Regions from separate parts of the Homo sapiens genome. Here region 1 is linked to region 2. Evidence: read pairs that join two places in POLR2A ChIA-PET (ENCODE). Cell type or tissue: GM12878. All regions are shown on one strand. Links, peaks and the distances in the headings refer to the core of each region. The heading gives the core; the rest is flanking DNA. Region 1 holds the start of LOC124906179 (small nucleolar RNA U13). Region 2 overlaps SLC11A1 (solute carrier family 11 member 1).

Region 1 (2,897 bases), core at 304-2,803, 67 kb after region 2:
GGCTGGGCCAGTAAGTTCATGTGACTCACAAGAAAATACTGATGCCCTAGGCCCAGATGTGGGTTCACGCTCTCTCCATGGGCTTCCCAGGCACAGTCAGCAAGCTGGGATCCAGGACAGTGCTTCTCTAAGATGGGCCTTGGCCCACCTATATTAGAATGATCTGGGGGTGCTGGTTAAACAAAAAGATTCTGACCTTCTTCTCCTCCTCCCTCTTCCTAGATTTTGATTCAGCAGTTCTGGGGACAGGAACTACCCATCATCACCTCACCAAAAAGAAAATAAAATTTCCCAATTGGTCCTCTGGGACTTAGGTGGGAGGCAGAAAAACCATTCTGCAAGATGGGGAGCAGCCAGCCTGGGCAAGTGGCAGCTGCCCCAAGGGACCCTCCCTGTGGGGTTACAGCTGCAGACAGCACCAGCACCTCCAGTGTAGGGTCAAAGTGCACCTTCCACTCCTTGCCTCAGTGAGCCAGCAGTTGGTGTCTCTGGTATCTGAATGTGAGCCTCCAGCCCCGTGGGAGGCAATGTGGGACAGCTGGGGACAGTGAGCCACTGCCCCCCCAGACGCCCCTCCCTCTGGCACACAGTGGAAAACACACAATGAAGCTCTTCTCTCCTCCGTGGGGCCATTTCACCATCCTGGGCAGCCCTGAGAGAAGCCTGAAGGTTTTCAAGCCTCTGTCCCAGCTAGGCCCAGGGCCGGCCTCAGGCCAGGGGGAGTAGGAAGGAGGGTGGAAGGCAGGGGAGCAGCATAACAGGGGCTCTGCCTCCCACAGAATGATCTGGAAAGCCCCTATTGCCAGGGTCACCTGCCTTGACTCCTCCCTTCCTCCTACACCCCTTAAATGTCCCCCCGATCCCACAAGGCCCCAGACTCCACTGGGACCCAACAGGCAAGCTCAGGCTGGTGGGGCCTGGCCGGGGACTGTTCTGGTTTCTCCCTTCATGTCCTCAGGACCCAGACTGCCCAGGCTCTGCATCTCACCAACGACAGGGCACTCCTAATGAAACAGAACTGAAAGTGCCTGTCTGAGAGCTGAGGGACCTGGAGGGCCACCAGGACACAGTGTTCTATGGGACCCGAGGTCTGCTTAGAGGCCCCTCAGGAATGCAGAGAGCAGCTCCATGTTTTGTGCATTCTCAAAACTGAGGAAACTGAAGAAGATAACAAAACAGCTAAAAAGCCCTTGAGGGTAAGGGTTTCCCCGAAGTTGCCAGCATGCCTGGGGGCGTGGGGACTTCCGCATGCACAGGAGAGGGACAGGGCTGCTCCGTGGTCAAAAGAGGAGATCCCCAGGTCAGGGTCTGCCATCGCCCTGCCCATCCCAGGACAGGTTCTTCCCCAGACTTCACAGCCCTCTCCAGAGGACGCCCATCTGTCACTGACGGAAGGGGAGGGGCTGCTGAGGGCTCTTGGCTAGGACCAGAAGCACAGTAAGAGCTGGTGGCCTCTCCATGGTCTCAGCCCTGGCTGGGAGGCCTTGGCTAGTTCTGTCTCCATGTGTGTAATCCCAGGCCACCTGCCCGCCAAGGGCTCTGGGCTTTGTTTAGTTTTGGTTTGTTTCTTGTGGCTTTCCCCTTCTCTCCTCGCTCATCGCAATCCCAGGCCTTCCTGATTCGATCATGCTCCCTGAGCTAGGCCTGAGGGTCCCAGAGGGCCACCAAGGACACAGGGTTCTAGTGGAGCCGGGTCTGCTCCAAGGCCCCTTAGTTTTTGCTTGATTGTTTGTTTTGACACAGAGTCTTGCTCTGTCATCCAGGCTGGAGTGCAGTGGCGCGATCTCCACTCACTGCAACCTCTGCCTCCCAGTTTGAAGCGATTCTCCTGCCTCGGCCTCCTGAGTAGCTGGGATTACAGGGGTGCGTGACCATGCCCAGTTAATTTTTGTATCTTTTAGTAGAGATGGGGTTTCGCCATGTTGACCAGGCTGGTCTCAAACTCTCGGCCTCAAGAAATCCACCTGCCTTGGCCTCCCAAAGTGCTGGGATTACAGGTGTGAGCCACTGTGCCCGGCCCCAAGGCCCCTTAGGAACACAGAGCAGTCAGGAAGGCCGGTCCGTGAACACCTAACTCCAGTACAAGCAAGAATGCGCACGGGAAGCTCGAAGAGGGAAGACAGTGCTGGGGGCGGTCTGGAGACAGAGGTTCATTTTGACTGAGGAGGCCGGGCAGGCTTCATGGAGAAAAGGGCACCTGAGCCAAGCTTTTCATTCATTTATTCATGCACGCATGCATTCATTCAGAAACTTTTTTTCTTTCACATCAGACGGATACCGTGCTGACATCATCACAAGGTTTGAGGGAGGTGCATCTTACCTATGTGTGTGAAAACCCAGTCATACTTAGGAATTACAAAAGGATCATTCAGAGGCATTTAGTAAGGGCCACCTAGGTGCCAGGCACTGTTCTGGAATCTGGGATACAGTCTTGAACAAAGTTTCTCCCCCTGTGTAGCCATATTCTGGTTGGGGGAGAAAAACAATCAACATTTAGTGTGTCCCATGGTGATGTGAACTAGGGTGAACATAAAGCCAGAGAGGGGACAGGGTGCAGGGGTGAGGGTGGTGCTATTTTTATGTGAGGTGGTCAGGGCAGGGCTCTCAAATAAGGCAAAATTTGAGCAGAGACCTGAAGGAAGTGAGGCAGCAAGCCATGTGGAGCCACAGAAAGGCCTGATGGTAGGGTTGTCTTGGTGTATTTGAGGCCTGGGATTACGACCGGCAGAAACAGAATTAGCCCAGACCTCTCAGCTAGGACTGAAGCACCGTGGAGAGGCCACCAGCTGTGGCTGAGACAGAGGAACAGGCTGAAGGGTGCTAAAAGATGTGGTAAGGATGGGCAGGTCACAGAGGGCCCTGAAGCCACTCTTCGAATGGACTTGGACTTCATGAGA
Region 2 (2,897 bases), core at 114-2,613:
GTCCTTCGAGTGTCCTCACTGTAGGGGTTGTCTACACCCAGCTGCCCTCTGTCTCTACAGGTGGAGGTCGCTTTATGCACTCTATTTTTTGTCTGTTTTATCATTCGCACCCCAGGAAAAATAAAATCATGGGGGCCACAAGTCAGAAACGGGGAGGGGCAGGAACGGGATTCAGCAAGGTGCTGTCTGGCACCTGTGGATTTGGAAGCGTCTCTTCCAACACAGTCCCTCAGTTTCCCCATCTGCCAAACAGGGCTGGTAAAAGCCCAACCCAGGGGGAGGCGGGGAGCCGTGCACAAAGTCGGGGTGCATTCAGCAGGCTCTTGGGGAGTGCCAAGTGCGACCACGCCCTCCCTGGGAGGCCTAAAGGGAGCTTCCAGAAGAGCAACTCTGCACCCCTCTTCCTGGAGGGTCGATTTGAGGCCAGGCTGGAAGAACCAGAGCTACTATGGGGGGAATGGGGGCAGCTCTAAGTAGACGCCTTCCAGTGTCCAAATGACTGACCTTGGCGCGACCTCATCACTAGCCCTTTGCCCAGGTCCTGGGTAGCCCTTTAGCCGGGTCTCCGTGTCTTCTTGACCAACCTGCCCATTACTCTGCCGTCCCCCGTCCTGCCCCACAAGATCTAAGACGTCCCCAGAAAGCTTCAGGTCTTGGCAGATGTGCACACACGTGCCCCCATGCTCCTGGCACTCTCATTCCTCCTGGGCTGTCCTGTCAACACTCCCCCCTACCGCCGACCCCCCCTTCAGCAAGATTCAGTCCCCTTCCCTGGCTGGCGTCACGGGCAGCGCCCTTCACCGCATCCTGCCACAGGGACTTGTTTGCACAGCTGTCTCCCGCCGCTGGAGTGTGGGGTCCTTGAGAACTGACATCTTTAATTCGGGACTTTGCCGCCCTCCCCAACTTGTAACACAGAGCCTGGCAGAGGACTGGCACTCAATGCCAAGAGGGGTGTGTAGGGGGTACAACGGGGGCACTTCCAGGAGGCTAAAGGATCTGGGAGATGCCTTTCTTCGCTAAACGTCCCCCATCCATCTCCTCCTTCAGCTGGCATGGACCCATCTTCTCCAGTGCCAAACCCAGAGGAGGCGGGCGGCCCTCTTGCCCAGGTACCCTCTGCAGCGCTTGCCCAGGTCGCACCAGACCGGTCCCATCTCTTCTCTCCTTGAGGGACCCACTCGCATCGTTGCCCTTTTAAGAAAGAGGAAATTCTTCTCATAAACAAGCGTCCGGACCTGAGCGCGGAGCCAGGCCGCCTGCCCTGCTGGGTCCCCAGGAAATCGGGGGTTCTTCCAGGTGCAACACCCGGCCCAGGTTCAACTCTAGGGAAAGGCCTGTTGGCCTCTCCTCGCTGCGGCCCTCCGCAGGTCCTGGGCTGGGGTCTGAGGGACCCGACGAGGCTGGAGGAGGGACTTGGGGGAGCCTAGAAACAGCCTAGGGAACGTCTATAAAGTGCAGCCCCTGAATGGGGCGAATGGGTGCCCAGCCGCTCCCTAAGGCAGAGGGGGCTCCCCGCCCACACAGCTTCCTCCCACCCACTCTCCCCGAAGGATTCTGGGGCCCCTGGCGCGAGCCCCGAGCGCCCGCCTCCCCGCGTCGTTCCGCCTGGCGGGGAGGGGTGAGGCCGGGGCGGGATGGCGGGCGTCGGGACCGTCTCTGCCCCTAGGGGGAGCAGTCAGCAGAGAGGGAGCGGTAACGGCGCGGCGTGGGAGTCGCGGCCGCCGGCTCCCCTGAGGAAACAGCAAATAATTTGGGCCTCAGAGGCACAGACTCTTGGGTTCCTTATGACCTGGTGCCTGACGGAGAAAGAAGTGCGCCGCCGTTTTACTGTCTGGAAAATGGGTTGCAGGCGGAACAGAAAGGCTGCGGCGAATAGGAGCGGACCAGACCCTGGTGTAGGGGTCTTCTGGATGCTTTAGAGACTTCGTGCCTTCCCGGTTCCCATTCCCTGCTCCTTTGGACGAGAAGGGAACTAGTATTTATTTAACTTTAATCAGGCCGGGTTTGGTGGCTCACGCCTGTAATTCCCAGCACTTTGGGAGACGGAGATGGGCGGATCACTTGAATCCAGCAGTTCGAGACCAGCCTGGCCAGCATGGCAAACCCCGTCTCTGCTGAAAATACACAAATTAGCTGGGCGTGGTGGCGCGCGCCACTCCCGGGGCTGAATAAAGAGAATCGCTTGAACCCAGAAGGTGGAGGTTGCAATGAGTTAAGATTGCGCCACTGCACTCCAGCCTTGGCAACAGAGGGAGACCCTTTCCCTGTCTCAAATAAATAAATAAATAGATAGATAGATAATTTAACATTCATCAGACACTATTTCAAGCTCCAGTTTGGAGCCTGTGTCCCGCCCAAGTCCTCAAGCCCTCACCCCACCCACCCTTGGGCTGTCAGGTCACGCCTGCAGGTGCTCAATAAATACCTTTTGAAATGTTTTTCGTTTGTTTGTTTTTGTCCCAAGTGCCAGACACTGTGTTAAAGTGCTTAACCTCCATGGCAAGGGTGGTGGTGTCTCCATTTTACAGATGAGGACACTGAGACCCAGAGGGTAATCACATGGCTGCGCTAGGAAACAGCAGGTCCCTAAAGCCCCCAGGTTGGCTGGTCTCAGGAACTGTCCCACTCTATCCTGCTGCCTGCACGCGCCCCCTCCACATCCAGCAGGCCAGTCACGTCATACATGCCACTCCCAGCCAGGCCCTGGTGTGGGCCTAGCCAGAGGTCTCCCCTTTCTGGTCCTCTTCAAGGAGCCCATACAGGAAGTGGTGGTGGGAGCTGTGGGCCAGAAAGGTGGCTCCGTGGGCAAGGCAACAGGTCCAGACCTGGGGGAGGGGCAACCATGAATTGGGGAGATGCCAAGACCTCTGGGGAAGCCCCATTGTGTCCCCCCA

What was found. ChIA-PET counts read pairs that join two places held together with the same protein. Peaks named below come from ENCODE experiments on the same cell type or tissue, not always from the same donor. Only the 100,000 strongest peaks of a DNase experiment are listed, where the experiment ranks them.
Region 1: POLR2A ChIA-PET joins it to region 2 with 19 read pairs; 19 of 35 experiments call an interaction of 5 or more read pairs at or near these places.

The regions. Positions count from the first base shown.
Region 1 is chr2:218,328,048-218,330,944 of GRCh38, reverse strand. The region is part of intron 2 of PNKD (PNKD metallo-beta-lactamase domain containing); the gene reads right to left. The region is part of intron 2 of CATIP-AS2 (CATIP antisense RNA 2); the gene reads left to right. LOC124906179 (small nucleolar RNA U13) reads right to left here and starts at 2,365; the gene lies at 2,265-2,365. RefSeq lists enhancers at 311-360, 445-1,271, 1,101-1,310. In GM12878, for the core only: no CTCF peak of the experiment used is centred there; DNase peaks (open chromatin) are centred at 384, 854 and 1,294; H3K4me3 peaks cover 923 bases; H3K27ac peaks cover 1,979 bases.
Region 2 is chr2:218,394,856-218,397,752 of GRCh38, reverse strand. It overlaps SLC11A1 (solute carrier family 11 member 1), which reads right to left. Exons shown (of 15, transcript NM_000578.4): 15 at 859-2,828. The coding sequence ends at 2,718. It also overlaps a transcript of CTDSP1 not described here. Among named protein-coding and RNA genes, the nearest start is that of CTDSP1, 3.6 kb to the left of the region's middle. RefSeq lists enhancers at 1,198-1,327, 2,497-2,897 and a silencer at 1,478-1,817. In GM12878, for the core only: a CTCF peak has its summit at 1,661 (motif pointing right); DNase peaks (open chromatin) are centred at 772 and 1,532; H3K4me3 peaks cover 1,849 bases; H3K27ac peaks cover 1,975 bases.